Linked DNA regions of Homo sapiens: region 2 is linked to region 1. Evidence: read pairs that join two places in POLR2A ChIA-PET (ENCODE). Cell type or tissue: OCI-LY7. All regions are shown on one strand. Each heading gives the region's core, and the rest is flanking DNA. Links, peaks and the distances in the headings are about the cores only.

Region 1 (10,634 bases), core at 2,601-7,600:
GAGAGGGAAGGGATGTATTTTTTCACATGTCAAGGAACCAGGGGTAATATAACATTCACATTCTAGAGAAAGGTCAAATAATAAATTGCCATAAAATACAGACTGCTCATGAGCTGTTTTGAAATCTTGGCTTCTTGTCAAAAAACTAAAGGTGGAGGAGAGTAAAATCCATAACTGTGTGCTTTTTGTGTAGGTGTGTTGGACTGAATGTACATATGATTGGATCATAGAGATGATCAAAGAAGTGTATACTATTCCTCAACAGAAGAGGACAAAAAACGAAATTGACATTTGTTGACATTTCCTTGGCCTTAGAAGTGTTTGTAAATGACAGAGTTAGGATTTGAACCCAGTTCCAGCGAGTTTAAAGCCCAGGTTATTTCCCAATAAGCCAAAGAAATTTCCAATGCCAACCTATTCCTGGCATCTTTAGCAGCAAGAGTGATTATAGTTTCCACAGACAGAAATTGTGTACAGAGTTGGGTGAAAGAACAGTAGCTCCAACATGCTTGGCATCAAGGCTGTGACTGCACGAACTATTCCAGGAAAACTAGTCATCACAGGTGATTGAAAAGAGAAGATATCTTTTAGCAGACTAAAATCTGCAGGCATCTTCATCACTCCTTAATGCAGACAGACAAAACTGATTGGCTAGACTAATAAGATCAGACTTTGTTTTGGAAACTAAATGTCTATTAAGACACGCGAGAAGACAAGATTTCCTAAACATAGACTATGAATAGACTATGAATAGTCAAGAGGGAGGTCGAGGAAAAGGGAATTCCCCTTAACATGGCAGATCAAATATTTAAATTTTAATGACATATTAGATGGAATATAAGAAGTTTTTGTGTTATGAAATAAAAAGAACTCATTCTTTTAAAAAATGGCAATCCAATATTTATACACGTTCTTCTATCTTATAGCATGACTGAATTCGAAGTGTTCTTGTTCATGTCTCCTTCTCTGAGAAAGAGTAAGTGCCTCCACAAACACATTCACTGGGAGTCCAGAAGTGGAGAGTATCGTGTTTTCACTGTTCAAGGTCACGTAGTGGTTCCTGGCCCAAACAAGTAGGAGCTTTCTAAAATTAAAGGCAACTATCCATAAAGGTTCCTTCATCTGCTGTCTCCTAGTCCATTGGCAGGACTTGGCAGGGAAAGCCCTCTTCTTGATAGAGATATTGGACCTCCAACCTATCTCTTCATCTTCTCCCATACATCTCCTCCATACAGGGTTGTCAGGTCAGTAATCCCTACTGGCCATTTAGAAGGTGACATTTATCAATTATAATTAGGTGACTTAGGAGGCTTACTCAACTCCCCAGAATCTCAGTGTCCTCATCTGTGAAACTGGAAATAATAAAGCCTATTTCATAAACCTAATTCTTCATATTAAATGGGATAACATATATAAAGCACTTAGCACATGCTATGACCCCAGAAGATACAGATTCACAGAGCAGATGGAGCACTGCTGTGTCTCATGATACTCAAGCTTGAATATCAAGCTTGACTCCCATTCTGCTAATTCTCCCTCTGGCTACTAGGACATCTTGACTTTCAGGGTCTGGACTCTGGGCCTTAAGGGAAAGCTAAGACTCGTCCTTGTATTTCTACTTTATGTAGGTAGAAGCTGATCTGCATTAGGGCTGGTTGCTCCCTTCTCCCCATCTCAAGCCCCAGAATCTCTTCTTGTATTAATCTCTCTCCCAAAGTTCTTGCTGAGGTCAGATTTCATAGTCCTGCTTTTTCAGCACCTGTTCTTAATTAGTTCAAACTTTTGCAGGTTTTCTTTCAGGCCATATTTTATTTGTTTCCTCAGAAACTCCTCTTAGACTACATCCTTTATCTCCAGACACCTGGGATCCACATTGATTCTTTTATTTTCCACAATTTCTAACCCTGAACAGCTGCATGAATGTAAGCAAGCTTCTAAGCATAGATGGGTGGGTGGTTGGGATGTGTACACGTTATTCATTCATTCAGTCATACATTTATTATTTATAAACTACTTATTGAACACTTCCTAGTGCTTGGAATTTTTTTAAAAATCTCAAGCGATATGCATATCAATACAAAATAATTTCAGTTCTCAAGAAACTTAATCTTGGGAAGGATAAACAAAGACTTATAATACAATATGGTGCAAGATTTACAATAAAGCAGTGGTTCTCAGCATTGGCTGAATAATAGAACCACCTGGCTATATTATATAGTGATGCTTGACTCCAACTCAGACCAATGAAATCAAAATCCCTGTGAGTAAGACCTGGGCATTGCTATGTTTTGATAGCTTTCCAGGTGATTCCATTCTGCAGGGAGGTTTGAGAATCCCTTGGATAGAGGGAAGTATGGGCTGCCTTGGGACCACAATTAAGAGGTCCCTACTCTAATTGGTAAGGTGCTAAAGGCTGCAAAGGGAAGATGACATCTGAGCTAAGTCTTTTTTTTTTTTTTTTTTTTTTTTTTTTGAGACAGAGTCTCGCTCTGTCACCCAGGCTGAAGTGTAGTGGCATAATCTCGGCTCACTGCAACCTCCGCCTCCTGGGTTCAAGCAATTCTCCTGCCTCAGCTGCCCCAGTAGCTGGGATAACATGCACCCGCCACTATGCTTGGCTAATGTTTTGTATTTTTAGTAGAGATGGGGTTTCACCATGTTGACCAGGCTGGCTCAAACTCCTGACCTCAAGTAATCTACCCACCTTGGCCTCCCAAAGTGCTGGGATTACAGGCATGAGCCACCACACCCGGCCCTGAGCTAAGTCTTGACAAATGAGTTGCCCAAGTGAAGATGTGGGAAAGCCATTTCAAGGGCAGAGGAACAAGATGAGTTCATAGAACTGCCTGTAATTTTGGGTACAGTTTAGAGAGTGCTAAATGCTAAAGCATTTAGCCTGTCTCTGGCAGGCAAAAGGAGAGTCATTGAAGGATTGTTAAAAAGGAAATAATATGGTCAGTATTATATACATCTGAAGTACCAAGACATCAGTTGGGGAGCAAATTTTACTTTCATTGCATCTTGCCCCAGCAGAACTATCTCCCTTTAATAAGACCTTTAAAACTGTTGGCACCTCCCTGGCTTCAAACATTAGAAACAGGAAACTCTACCCATGAGCTAACCTTCACCCCATCCTTTCCTGAAACAAAGAACATCTGTTCTCCCACTTGGATGTGCCTGGAGTAAAGAGGGGCGCCTAAGTATTCTCAGTTGACTACAGAGAAATGATTGGCGTCACGTAGATTAGTCATACATACATGCAGATGATGACATAGTCAAATGTATTGAGACATTTTAGTTCCAAAAAGTAAGTGTTTTGTTTCTGATACAGTGCTGTCACCCTTGGCCAGGGAAACCCAGGGATCATAGCTGCTACAGATAAATTATGATTTATTCCTTGGAAGAGGGCCTGAACTCAAAAGAAATTAAGTAGTAATAACACTTGAAAATTCTCTTTCTCCAATTTCAGTATGCAAATCTATTTACATATCAACCAAGCCTTTGGGACAGGTTAGTTATTGTTTGTGGTGGTAGTGGTTGTGTTGTTTATGTTTGAGTTTTGTGTTTTTCTTTAATTCTGAGATACATTATCAATTTAATGACAACTTTGCAGGATAAAAAAGGAGGAGGAGAAAGAAGGGGAGGAAGAGAAAGGGGAAGAGGAGGAGAAGAAGGGAAAAAAGAGAAAAAATGATTAAATTTAATTTGTGTTCTAATTGTGAAACAATCTAATTTCAAAAATGTTAAAATCTGTGTGTTGGGTTAGAGATGGGAAAAGTATGCTGTATAATAAAAAAAAAATCCCCAGGAGGAAAATGAAATATTTTTAGAGGTACTAGGAATTTTATAGTCAATGGGATCCAAAGCTGTATTTTTAGACAGAGAAATCTGAGGCACAGGTAGACGAGAAATTTTCTTCAAATTCTCGAGGGAATTACTTAGTAGTGAAGCTGGAATCAGAAACCTCATTTCTCAGCCTCAAGTTTGGTTTGCTTTCCATGACACCCTAGAATATTCCAACTAATATCTGAGAAGCAAAAAAGCATCTCATCCTTTCTACTCATATTTCTGGCTGAGGGAACTATTCAAAGAGATAAAGTACATGAATAAATAAAAAATGTGTATCACAGCTAAGTACATCTTAGCAAAGAAATAAGCAAAAGACTATGGTGCCTCAGTTCTCAACACTCTCTTTTGTTCATTTATTTAGTGGCTGTTATCTTGAGTAGGTGATTCTTGCATATCAAATTGCATTTTGGTGTGTCAAAGTGACTGGTTTTACTTGTTTGTTGGTTCCTAAAGCTAATTATTATTTTTAACACCTTTTGATATGCTAAATCAGGCTAATGAGACTAAAATGGGATTTCTCATGGGTTTATTAGTCATCAACACCATCTTACATATGTGTATATATGTTTTAATGCTTTCAAAGTGTAAATAAATGATTATACTTGAGACTCATACAAATATCATAAAGCAGCTTTTTCCTTAGTATTCCTCCTAGAAAATAGATATTTCATTGGCAGAGTCGTGGTGAAAGATGTGGTGTCATACAATAAATTTACTTCAGCCAGCTGTGCGAGCTTAAGTTACCCAGTTCTTTTCTGCCTCAGTGGCCTCTTCTGTAATATGGACTGATAGGGGATCTCACATGCCTGTGTTTAGAATTAAGTCGGATAATTCATGTAAAGTGCTTAGCAAGTCACCTGGCCTATTATAACTAGCCATTATTGTTTGCTAGAACATTTATCTGTTCACAAATTATGCATTGATTGCCTATAATAACTAAACTTGAGGAATGCTTATTACGTACCACGTACTATTCGAAGCACATCACAAGTAGTAACTCATTTCATTTTTATAATGACTCTTTGAGGTAAGAACTATTATTACCATCTCTGCTTTACAAATGAGGAAATTGAGGCATAGAGACGTAAAGTCACTTGTTCAAAGCCTAGCATCTGGGAAACAGTAGAGGTGGGACTCAAACTCAGAAAGCCTGGCTATAGGCTCTGCTCTGCTGTCTCCCGGGATTGGCCACATGCTAAGCATTGGGGCAACAGCAATGAGGCCCATAGGGTTTCTGCTCTCAAGGAGATCACTATAAATCAGCCCCGGGAGATGATCCCTAAAAGAGAAGTACGTCGTTTGCAAAATGACAGCACAGACGCACGAGTTCTGAACTCTTCCTCAGAGTTTGGGGAAGTTGTTTAGCCCTGCTTTCTGCCCTCTCTATGGGTCACACACATACTCCGAGTGAAGAATGACGGAGTTACCCATCTTCTGGCTCCTTCCCGTGACACTGGCTACCCTATGCTAAAAACCAGCCCCCAGATTCCACATCCCTGAATGTCTTATTTACAGGTTCTGTCATTTTCATGATAACCTTTCTAATGTTCTAAATTTCCTTTCTGTGGGTTGTCAAGCAAATTCATTCTCGGCAGTCAGTAAGAACTCCTTGTTCAAAATGCCACACATTACAGAGTCAATGATTCTAAACACATTTTTTTTTAGTGCATCCAACTTATAAGCTGCAGTGCTAGAAACAAATTCACACTCCCTTTACACTACAGTGCCATCTTTTCCGAGGGTGGGGCTCGCGTTTCTTCACCATCCAGTTTCTCATACGTAGATTATGATTTCTGCTTTTGCCAAACAGGACATTGTTTGACCAAGTCCTTATGGGAGGAAGCACAGCCCAGTGAGCAGAACAATGATTTGAAAGTCCTGGGTTCTATTTTCAGCTCCTCTGTTGACTAGCTGCGCATTCAGCCCTAGGAAGGTCAAAAGCAGAATGGCCTTGCTTTGACGACTTTCTCTGCATGTACAGCTCTAGATGGAAAATATATCAGGCATCTGGCTCTCAGCCTTGAGGAGCTGGTCTTTGGAGAATACATGTGTAGTCACACTTTGTTTTCATTTTTAAAGCAAAAGAACAAAACAAACTCTCTAGGGGGAAAATGGGCTGGTAGAGAATGGAAGAGAGAAACCTAATAACATTTTAAACAATCCAGGAGTTAAGGGATTGCTTGAGTCATTCAGATCAAAGAAGGCTCTTTGGCACAAGTTGGAGTCTCCGGCATTTGAAAATGGAAGAGGCAAAGAGGAGGAAGCTTTGAGAGACTTTTTCAAACCGGGACGGTAGCAGATACTCAGAACTCTGCCTGTAGGGACCAGGCGGGGAACTCAGGCAGGTTAAGGCCTGTGGGCAAACTGGAAAGCCCAGGCCACCTGTGAAGTGGTCTGCTGCTAGTGATACCAGATGCTTGTTGTGGAAGAAGGAAGTTACTCTTGCCAGAACAGCTGAATTTTCAAGAGAAACTGAACATTGAGATTTTTGTCATTAGAACCCCTGATTTTTTTACATGATGAAATCTAATCATCATTTTTAAACTTTTAAAGGGGCACTGAGCAGGCAAGATCAAACATATAGCCTAAGCAATGTACTCCCCATGTCTCTTCTATATGTAGATGGGGTGTGGTTCCTTAAGGGCTTTAGTTGTATGTTCTGTGAATGAATAGAGGCTAGATTCCAGACAAAAATGATTAGCAGTGACTCAACTTTAGCTGCACTTTGGAATACCTGGGTGTTACCTGGGACTGCAGCCTGAGCACTGGGATTTTATAAATGCTTCTCAAGTGATTCCAGCATGCAACCATGAATAAGAACCACTATGTTAGGATATTGCGAGAAGGTTTAAGCATTACAGAAAGTTGGGTTTTAACTTGATAAGATACATAATCTTATCAAGACACATGTGATCTCTGAACATGGATCAGGGAATTGACATTCAATATAAATGGCATTTTCTTTTCTTTTTTTAGACTCTTTTGAGAGTTCCAGTTAAAAACTCTCTAGCATCATTGCTGATGGCCGTAATTAATATCTTTGGGTTCATTAGCAATCAGCTAACAACAGACATCCATTGGCAAAACAAGGGTATAGTGGTAGAGGTCAAACACAACGAAAGCCAAAGGACAAGTGCAAGCCCTGAGCACAGATAAGTATTTACAGGGAAAATTAACTTTTTTTCTGATGGCCATGAAGCAAAATAGACAGTAGAGCAAAGGGAGCCTTTTACAAGAGCAGTTCAATCTTTGTCCACATTCTAATGGCTATAAAACTCACCATGAAGCTAGCAAATGGTGCATACAACTAATACTTTCAGTCTTTTCTTCCTTATTTCACAGGTCTTATGCATTATAAATAACACGACTAAGTCTCAGCGGTTGTATCCATGGCTAGTTCTTATTTCAGCTTTGGTTCCTCTTGCTATTTACTATGTTTCTCATAAAAGATGTTAGTGTGGATTGAGTATATGAAATCATGTACAATGGAATGTTAAATGGGGCATTCCCTCTTGTCTAGGTATATCAGAAGAGGCCCAATACACTTGGTGCCAAGGAAGCTCACCTTCTAAAACCAGATGGTAGCTTGCCTATAAAAGGATACACTAAGAGGTTCTACCCAAGTTATCACATTGGCAGCCTCCAGCTTATCAAGAGAGACTTTAAAGAACTTGGCAGTGGGGATCTTTCTAGAGGGCGTTGTCAATTTAGGAAGCATCTTCGTCTTCATGCCTCACCTTTCCGATAAGTTTGTTTCTTCCTTAATGCAAACAAAATGAGAGACACTTTGATGGGACCACTTGCAGAGCTTGACATGTGTCATCTGGATTTTAACAGACAGATATCATTGAGATATCTGACTCACACCTGAAAACACTGTAACTAGAACTACTCTCTCTCTCTCTCTCTCTTTCTCTCTCTCTCTCTCTCTCTCTCTCTCTCTCTCTTTATGCCTAAAACAGAGCTATGTGGAGGCTAAGCAGGACTTCCAAAATTTGAAACAAATAAGGAACCTGTTCAAAGAAGGCAGATTGAGGCATCTTGAAAGAAATTGCCTGGCAGGGTGTCATGACTCCATTAGGGGGAACGTACCATTTGAAGCCAAGAGAATAAAGAAGTCATGGATGACTAGCTTGAGAAGGCGTAACTGGAGTCAGGGAAACAGTTACTGAGAGAGATGTCCTGCAATGTAGGGAAAAAGAGGGAGCTTCCCCAAACTCAACACAATGCTCTATGAAACACACATCAGTTGGGATGTTCACTAAACTCAGAGGATCACAATGACAGATTATAAGAGCGCCAGTCAAGTTAGAACTTCTTATTCCATCTTACGACCTTCCTCTTCCTCCCCTACACTCCTCTGTATTCTTCCTCTTGCTCCCCCACAGCCTCTATACTCTGAGAAGCAGTCTCTTGCTCTGCTCCTTCTGTGAATTGTTAATTCAATTATTTCAAATTTCTCACTTCATTCTCTGTCTAGTGGGTGTGAGTCCTGGGTGTCTGGGGATCTCATATGTGATTTATTGTGGTCAGAATGCAAAAATATAGGCAAAATCATAACATAGTAGTTAAATTTATAATTATTTGGATTATTGAAATACATCTATAAAAAGTATTTTATAATTTGTTTTGAATACTTTGTCTTTGGAGAGGCCAGAAATCACAGACAGGAAAGGAGGAGGAGATAGAGAGAGGAGAAGATGGGGAAACCAACCTGGCCTCTCCTCCTACTCCTGGATTTCCAATCTGATAACAGAGTTGTGAGAAAAGACAGAGCTTAAGTTTACATGGATAAGACTTTTGACTAGACTTTTTACTACCTTGGAAAAAAGCTTTTTTAAAAAATTTATTACCTGTTGGTAATCAGAAAAGCCAAGAGAGAACTACTCAGAGTTTTATTAGTTAGAGGAACCTGGGGATTGAGGGTGAGTACTCAAAATGTCAGGTTTGGAGGGGCAGAAGCAAAATTTAAAAAATTGTTTATACCTGCAACCTGTCAAGTCCAGTTTACACAATAATACAAAATAAACCAATTTAACTTGAACACATAAAATGTTTTCATGATGTGGATTCAATTTAACAAGGGCACAACATGATACCACAGTCATCTTTCAAAATTCTCATCTTTAGGATTCAGCTTTGGTACCTTAAAGATATATTGGGTTACAGCAACATTTCTGCAGGAAGCTAATATGTATTCCTTAAAAAGAGTTCCATGATCAAAGATATTGGTGACAAACTTGTTCACTCAAAAAATAAATAGAGGCCAGCCATGGTGGCTCATGCCTGTAATCCCAGAACTTTGGCAGGACAAGGCAGGAGGATCACTTGAGCCCCAGAGTTGGAAACCAGCCTAGACAATATAGCAAGACCCTGTCTCTAAAAAAGAAATAGCTGAAAGTGGTGGCATGTGCCTGTAGTCCCAGCTACTTGGGAGGCTGAGGTGTGATGATCATCTGAGTCCAGGAATTTAAAGCTGCTGTGAACTATGAAGGCTCCATTGCACCCCAGCCTGGGTGACAGAGCAAGACCCTACCTCAAAAAGTAAAATAAATAAATAAGTAAGTAGGGTTTTTTTTTGTTGTTTTTTGTTTTGTTTTGTTTTTAACTGTAGGTCTCCTAGAATGTTTTAATGTGTGTTGTAAGGGAACAATTCTATAAGAAAGAATACCTGGTGGTGGCATTTTCAAGCTCATTTGTTCAAAGGCTGTTATTATTCCCAAATATTTAGGCTTCCATTTATTAAATATTTGCTGAACATCTACCATGTGCAGGCATGGGGGATGGGTGTTGGGGTTTAATTAAATATATCAAATGGGCTCCTCTCACTCAAAGATCTTATGATCTAATGGATTGCTTATTTTAGTCCTCATCTTAGTTTGAAAATCTCTTTGGAGAGATCTGTTCTATGCCATTTTTCAGATTTCTGCCACTGCAAAACTATTTGTTAACACAAAAATACAAATTACCTGAGGAAGAAGTTGTGTTGTAAAATAGATGTGTTTTTATAAAACAAAATTTAAAAGTGCATTCACAACCAAGCATAACAAATATGCTTTGGTCACCTTTCCTTTCTGTCCTTGATCAACTTCAGCTGATTATGGAAAATTCTTGATAAAGTTATAAAGTCATCCACCTCTTTTTTCTCTAGGTCTAACTCCTTTCCTTGTATTGGACGTCAAATCCCCACATTCTACTCTTTCTGCTCCCTCAGAAAAGATCTGACATCAGTCATTCGGATTGGTGTGGGCTTCCTGTGAGATATTTTGACAAAGGTTTTCTTTATGTGTTAGCACTGAACAGTTTTGGCAATTTTCTTCCCCTTCACCAGCCTACTACACATGACCACACAGGTGTTTACATATGTACATACACACACGTGCACACTTACCTTCCTTCAAAACAGGCCAAATGCAACATCTTGTCTCCTTCTTGCAGGCAAAGTAGGAGACCTGTGTTGAGTGACAGAATTCCTTTACCTTCTGGGCTATAGCATCCCAGAGAATGTCCTCACCTGGGAGTTTTCTATGCATGGCTTTCCTTGATTCCCAGGAAGATCTACATCCAGTTAACTTAACTATGGCAGCTGAATCCTGACAATGGTGTGAAGGAAAACATGGTGGATACAAATGAGCACCATGGGTACAGCTTGATGATGTCCAGCTTTATGCATAATGTGGACTGGCAGGGCCTTTGATCATGCCTCAATAGCTGTGAAGATAGCAGATGGCAAAAGAAGTGGTAGGTTCTAAGTAGGTTCCCCTTCTCTACTGGTTGCCACAGAC
Region 2 (7,574 bases), core at 2,575-7,574, 400 kb before region 1:
TTAAAGAAATGGAACACTGGAAAGGAAAGCGTGGGACAGAGGCAATGAGATATGAGAAGGAGGGACTGGGAAGATCCTGAGGTTTGGCAGAGAAAGAAGCAACTTGATAGGTTAACTCATATCCGTGGCTTCCAGCACACTGTGGAGACCCATACCAATCTCCCAGAGGCCTAGAGGAAGAGTTTTACCATCCAAAGGAACTACTGATTAGTGGTTAAGCACACAAATTCAGGAGTTCAAATTCCTGCTCTCCTACTTCCTAGATGTATGACTCGGTGCAAAGTATTTAACTTCTGTCTGCCTTAGATATTGTTGCCCTGAAATGAGCGTCAGAATAACTCTCTCCTTGGGCCTTGTGAGGAATAAGATAATACACATAAAGCCCACAGAAGAGTGCTGGCCTGGCCTAGGAAGCACTCAGTTAATGCTAATTTTTATTCTTATCATTAATATCTCCACCTTATACTATCTCTAAGTAAGACAGTAGGGGTGAGCAATTTATCTCATACCATCACAGCTTCTACAAATACATAATAGAGAAGTTGGCTAACTGCGTCAACAGCGGTTGCCTCCTGTTAGTATATGTATCTCTGCATGAAGGAGATAGATATGTGCTTTTCACATTTATGCTCCTGCTATGGGTAAATTACTAGACCTTTCCTTGCCTCAGATGATGAATAGAAAAATTAGATAATAATAGTATGTGCCTCATTGTATTGCTGGAGAAGAGAGTTATATGATTTAGGCCAGGGGCAGTGGCTCACACCTGTAATCCCAGCACTTTGGCAGGCTGAGACAGGTGGATTGCTTGAGCTCAGGAGTTCGAGATCAGCCCGGCCAACATGGTGAAACCCCATCTCTACTAAAAATACAAAAATTAGCCAAATGTGGTGATGCACACCTGTAGTCCCAGCTACCCCAGTGGCTGAGGCAAAATAATCATTTAAACTCAAGAGGCAGAGGTTGCAGTGAGCCAAGATCATGCCACTGCACTCCAGCCTGGGCAAGAAAGTGAGACTCTATCCAAAGAGAGAGAGAGAGTTAGATTATTTAATTCCTAGACATAATCTAGAACAGTACCAAGTAGATAACAAGCATGGTCAATATTATTTCATATGGATGTGGGGGGTAGAGGTATGAGTGTGTGTTCCTCACAGTTTTTCTAAGGATGAGTACGATCTTGATAACCAATTTTCAATTTTAAAAAATCTGGGAACACATAGGTATTTACCCAAAACAGTTCTTTCACAGTATGGAGGACAGGTGCCACTGACATGATAAGGTGACAGAGACTTTGTTTCCTCAGCTTTGTGTTCCCCCTGAACTGGTCTGAGTAAAAAATCCATGCCCAAATCCGGGCTCTGGGGCGAAACCACTGTTTAATTCAGCAGCAGCGATTAAGGTCACCTAAAAAGATTATTGAAAGCATGATGCTAGCACTCATTACAGAGGGCTAGGGTTGATCCCTGGGTTAGCAGTCCTCACTTCCTGTGCTGCCCTGGGCATCAGTCTAGAATCACACACTCTGCATCCAACCTCAATTCCCTCAGTGGCCCCTAAGGGAGAGACTAATCTGCCATTTATTTCCAAATCGGTGAAATGGAAGGGCTATTTCTAACTCTGGGAAAGTGCATTGGTAGGAATGAGGCAATAAGCAGAGGAAACAAGTTTTGGGGGCTCTTTCCTCTGAATTTTAAAGTCAGAGTTTCCTGTGTAAGCAAAGCCGGGATTCTTTTTTCTCATTTAAGCCTACGCACCTACTGCGCACAACTTTGAAACTCAGAATGATTGTTCATAGCATAGTTCTGTAAAATAAATATACACATATAGATCCGTAAGATTCTAGGGGTGGGCAATGTATTCCTTACCCTTCCAACTTCTACAGATACACAATAGGTAAGTTGTGTAACTGCCTCAGCAGCTGTTTCCTATGCTTGGAATATGCGCGTCTGGATGAAGGAAAAAGACATGTGCATTTCACATAGAAACTCAGCGCAGTCCCCAAGTTAGGGAAATGGCAGTGCTGTGTAATAGCAATGAGCAGAGAAATGTCTGCTCATTGATATGTAAATGACAATAGCAGGCATTCTGCTGTGTTGAAGGAATCCCATGACTGGTTTGACCACAAGCAGGTTATTAAAGTGAAACAAGGCTATTTTGTCCATTATGAAAAGCACTGTCCTTTCCCAGTGAGTGGCACATTCAGGGCTATTTACATTTCAACAACCAACAATACATCAATATAAATACTCCTTTAAATCCACTTTCTTTTTCGAAGAACAGTAGCTGTTCAAAATCATGCGGTTACACAAGAATCTGAATCAAGCAGAAATAATTAAAAATCCAACATTCAGTCAATTCTATATATATTAAATCATTCATAAGTAAAGTCTTTCAAAGCCCTGGAGTAGAATTAAGAGAAATCTCATTTTGTAATCCTGGAAACTGAGGTTCAACTGTTATAGCCGGTAGCTATGTGTATTAAGTATTATTATGTAATCTATTTATTATTGTATTTACTATATGATAAAAATACTGTATGTGAGTACTTACTATTGAGATAGGCATATTCCATGTATGACATTATTTAATCTTCACCATGAACCCGTGAGGCAAATACCATTATAATCTGCACTTTAAAAATAAACAAACTGAGGCTTGAAGAAGTTCAGTAACTTGCCCCAAACCAGACACCCAGTATATGGAAGATTCAGGTTTCTTAACCAGGATTCTGATCTGCACTGCAGTGGTGTTCTTAACTGTCACCCACACCTCCTCTCCACAGAGATTCAATAATAGAAAGTGGATTTCAGCTAGTAAACTATCTTGGGCACTCAGGATAGTTTGCTTGTGTTAGACAAAAGACTAAAAAACCATAGTTCAGGCTGGATGCAGTGGCTCATGCCTATAATCCCAGAACTTTGAGAGGCTGAGGCAGGCAGATTGCTCGAGCCCAGGAGTTCAAGACCAGCCTGGGCAACATGGTGAAACCCTGTCTCTACCAAAACAAAACAAAACAAAACAAAATAATGAAAAGCTATATAGTTCAATCTACAGGAACATTTTTAACTTTCATTTACAAATCATTGTGAAAAATCCAGTTATCCATAATAAATTCTACCATCCATTCATTTTTGCATCCAACAAATATTTATTGAGCAGTTAATAAGTGTGAGGCACATGTCAGAACCTGGGGTTAGAGCAGTGAACCAGACAGACATGGCCCCAACTCCACTTAATTTACAGTCTACTGGGGGAGAAAAACATTAAAAAATAATCATTCAATACAATTGTGACAACCGTATGTAGGAGAAAAAGACCTCAAGGCAAGGAAAACCAATGAAAGAAAGACCAACTTAGTCTAAGAAAGTCAGAGAAAGCCACTATGAGAAAGTTTATATGTATATGTATATATATATATATATATATATATTTTTTTTTTTTTTTTTTTTTTTGAGACGGAGTCTTGCTCTGTTGCCTAGGCTGGAGTGCGGTGGCACCATCTCGGCTCACTGCAAACTCCGCCTCCCGGGTTCACACTATACTCCTGCCTCAGCCTCCCGAGTAGCTGGGACTACAGGCACTGGCCACCATAGGCTTGGAGACTGGGTAAGAGTTAGCCAAATACAAGAAAGGAGAGGTATATCAGGATGCTTTAACAATGTAAATATGCTTTAAAAACACTAAAAGGTATTTATTGGTCACTAAGAACAGTGTCAGATGCAGTTTGATCAAAGCTCTGGCTTTGTTTCTTAAAGACTCTAACTGTCCTTCCAAATTATATGTTGGTTTCAGTCCTTTGGTTTCTATCATACTATGTCTACCAACAACAACTAGAGCTTTTTTGTTCACATTCAGACAGAGTTCCCTTTTTATGCTGATTAAGCCTCCCCCAAACCAGTCCTTCTAACCAGTGGATGCCTAAACCAATCAATGTGGTAAGGAAAATTAAATTTGTATACTTTTGTATCCTAGGGTGGATCCATTTCATCCAAACATATGGCTGCTAGGCATAGATGTGATGTATATTGAAGAGGCAACCACACTTTCCATGTCAAAGAGAAAACTACTCTGGTCAAACAGAAAAATGTGTGCAAATAATCTTAGGCAGTAAGATTAAAAGTTTGAATATCTAACATAAGCCCAGTGTGAAAAACAGAAAATAAAGAGGAGAATGATATGAGATAAGTTTGCATGGTCAGAGAGGGGTCAGATTATGCAGGAGCTTGAAGCCCATGTTAAAAATTTTGGACATTTATCTCAGGTTAATGGAGAGCTTTTGTTGTATGTTATGATCAAGTCTATATATTAAAAGCATTCCTATATAGAAGAAATGAATTATCAAAAATGCATATTATATATCTTATACATATATGTATATAAACTATTTCTGAAAAATATACAATCAACTGGTAAATGTGGTTGCTTATAGGAAGAGATCCTTGAGAAATAAAGAGCTGACTTAGTAGAGAGACCTACTTATCATTGTGCTCACTTTTGAATTTGGCTTTATTTTTTAACTATATTCATGCGTTGTTTTTAAATTTTAAAAAGTAGTAAATTGTTTGAAGTGATTATCCTGTCCACAGAGAGAAAAATTAGAGGTGGGAAAGAGTGCAGGGAAGCCAGTTAGGAGACTACTGCAGCTGGCCATGCAGGAGATGGTGGTGGCTTGGCTTTGTATGGTACAGAAACAGGATTTGAGCCCAGGTCGTCTGAAGCTGAAGTTCCTGCCTTTCACCACCACTATAGCTAACAAACCTTGTATTTCAATGGAAGGCACACACAGGTGGGGCAGGAAATGACTACAGAGCCAGTTATTTCTGAGCATGAGATGCAATATGGTGAGGAGGCCTGAGAAAAAGCCAGAGCCAAAGGAATGGTTATAACAGGATGATGGGAGCCTGGGGAAAGGGAGCAAATTTTCATTTGTGCAGAGGTGCAAACTTATTTGATTTACCTGAGCTACTGATATCCCCAGTTGTAACATTATGCAAATGTAACACCTCTAAAAATGAGACACTGCATTCGAATTGAACTCTTGAGATTCAAGATTGTCAAATGGAATGAGAGCCTTGAAACCCCTTTAGCAGCCAGACCACACTGGGCAAGAAAATGGAAAGTTGCAGTCTCCTCTCACTCTGCAGCCTGACGTCATGAGCTTCACTTAGTCTGTGCTGGGTATAGGTAAGCTGAATAGCATGCAATAAGCAAGCACTAGTAAGTAAGGAGAGGATTACCAAGGAAATGAATAAATGTCAGGGGAAGTTTGAGTGATGACTATACACAATTAACAAAATATAAAATGCAAGGTTCTGGAAAATTCTAGCAATTGCATTAACTAGCTAACACAGGAGAACAGCTGGTAACATACCAGCTTCATCGAGTTGAGTTGTACCTTTGTAGAATCATCGAGTGACCATTTGGGAAATTCCCAATTGTTTAAAATATGAGAATTGACTACCTTGATGGGATATCAGGTGGGTATTCATATGTCCAGAAATCATATTTTTATACTATATTTGGAAGCCTGGGTATTTTTCTGTTTTATCTGTTGCCTTCCAAGGGCTATAGGAAAGGGGACATTAGATGAAGTGATGGGTCTCACCTTGAAGAGACAATGGAATTAATGTAAGATAGAATTAGAACGCAGAGAATAGAAGACATGAATTCAAGACTTAGGAGAAGAAGCATAAGAGATAAGTAAGGACCAGTGAGATGATGACTTCACTTAAATACTACTCTCCCACTAGTAAGACTTTCCTGACTAATTTGGCCCCAGGATAATTATGCCATTCTGTATCCCATTTCTCCTGGGCTTGGCTACACTAATGGACAGAGTAATGTGACTAACAGATTGCACGACGACCTATTTCAATCACATGCTTGTTTTTCCTTCCTCTGGGCTTTCTCTGTGATTCCCTCAACAGGGAACTCTATTTATGATGTTATTTCCATTTCACTAAGCTTAATTCTCCCTATCTGCAATTCACCTCCTTTATAAGGTTCTGTTCTTATCTCTCAAACTGGATGCAATCACTCCTTTTGAACCTCTTACCATTTCATGATACTTTCCTTGTCTCATTTATGGGTACAGTGCAACTTAGTGGTAACAAACATTTAGAGCTGGATAGGATCTGCCCCAATGTTCTCATTGAATAAATAAGGAACTTGAGTACCAGAGCAGACAAACGAGTTGTCCTAAGCTACACAGTAGCATAGCTCATACCAGGACATGTATCTCCTGATTTGGGGCTCTCTTGTCCTCTGATGGAAATGTTGGGGTTCTCTGCCACATTGTTACGTGCAACCAGCCCACTCATTTTTACTTCTATGAATAGAAACTGGGAAAGTGGGTTTAAACTTTTAATCAAGTATCAAACATTTACTACCTACTACTACCTACTACCTACTACTACATTTACTACCTACTACTAAACTATGACTTTACTCTTTCTGCAACTCTATTTCCTCATCTGTAAAATGGTGATAGTCATGTCATGTACCTCACAGTGTTATTGTGAGGAATAAATTGATATATATATAGAGAGATAGATATAGATATCTATCAGCTTGGGGCAAACCATAAGCTCTCTGTAGAAACTGGTTATTATGACTACTACAACTGTACATAATAGTTTTTTTTGTTTTTTGGGTGTTTTTTGTTTTTTGTTTTTTATGTTTGTTTTTTGAGATGGAGTCTCGCTCTGTTGCCCAGGCTGGAGTGCAGTGGCACAATCTTGGCTCACTGCAAGCTCTGCCTCCTGGGTTCATGCCATTCTCCTGCCTCAGCTTCCTGAGTAGCTGGGACTACAGGCATCTGCCACCAACCCCGGCTAATTTTTTGTATTTTTAGTAGAGATGGGGTTTCACCATGTTAGCTAGGATGTTCTCAATCTCCTGACCTCGTGATCTACCCGCCTCGACCTCCCAAAGTGTTTACACTTTGGGATTACAGGCGTGAAGCACTGCGCCCGGCCAGTTATTGGTATATTTGTTGTATATTTTATTTAGATTATATGCATTTTAAATTATCTGTCTAACTCAGCTTGTTGTACATAATATATTTATCATCTATTGCTGTGCAGCAAATTATCCCCATAATTTTTCAGTTTAAAACAACAAACATTTATTATCTCACAGTTTCTATGGGTCAGAAAACTGGGCATGGCTTAGAGTTTCTGCAAAGACTGTAATCAATGTGTCTACCTAGGCTGTGGTCATCTCAAGGCTCAACTACGGAAGGATCCACTTCCAGGCTCACTCATGTAACTGTTGGCAGACTTCAGTCCTTGCTGGATGTTGTCTGGAGACATCAGTTCTCTGCCATGTATGTCTCTCCTTAGCCACAACCAGCTGGCAGCTGGCTTTCCCCAGAACAAATGTTGAGAAAGAAAGAGAAAGAGAGAGAAAGAGAGAGAGAGAGAACAAATCAGAAGTCACGATCTTTTCGTAACCTAATCTCAGAAGTGAAAAATTTATCACTTCTGCTGTATTCTATTTGTTAGAAGTGAGTCATTATATCCAGCCTACTCCTGAGAGAAGGGGATTAAACAAGGATATGAATCCCAGGA

What was found. ChIA-PET counts read pairs that join two places held together with the same protein. Peaks named below come from ENCODE experiments on the same cell type or tissue, not always from the same donor. Only the 100,000 strongest peaks of a DNase experiment are listed, where the experiment ranks them.
Region 2: POLR2A ChIA-PET joins it to region 1 with 6 read pairs; 1 of 35 experiments calls an interaction of 5 or more read pairs at or near these places.

Annotation. Positions count from the first base shown.
Region 1 is chr12:92,439,751-92,450,384 of GRCh38, forward strand. No RefSeq gene overlaps it. Among named protein-coding and RNA genes, the nearest start is that of CLLU1-AS1, 12 kb to the left of the region's middle. RefSeq lists enhancers at 5,833-5,942, 6,263-6,332, 6,463-6,532, 7,263-7,512. In OCI-LY7, for the core only: no CTCF peak of the experiment used is centred there; DNase peaks (open chromatin) are centred at 5,171, 5,711 and 6,221; H3K4me3 peaks cover 3,246 bases; H3K27ac peaks cover 4,253 bases.
Region 2 is chr12:92,037,186-92,044,759 of GRCh38, forward strand. The region is part of intron 1 of LINC01619 (long intergenic non-protein coding RNA 1619); the gene reads right to left. Among named protein-coding and RNA genes, the nearest start is that of LINC01619, 100 kb to the right of the region's middle. In OCI-LY7, for the core only: no CTCF peak of the experiment used is centred there; a DNase peak (open chromatin) is centred at 4,766.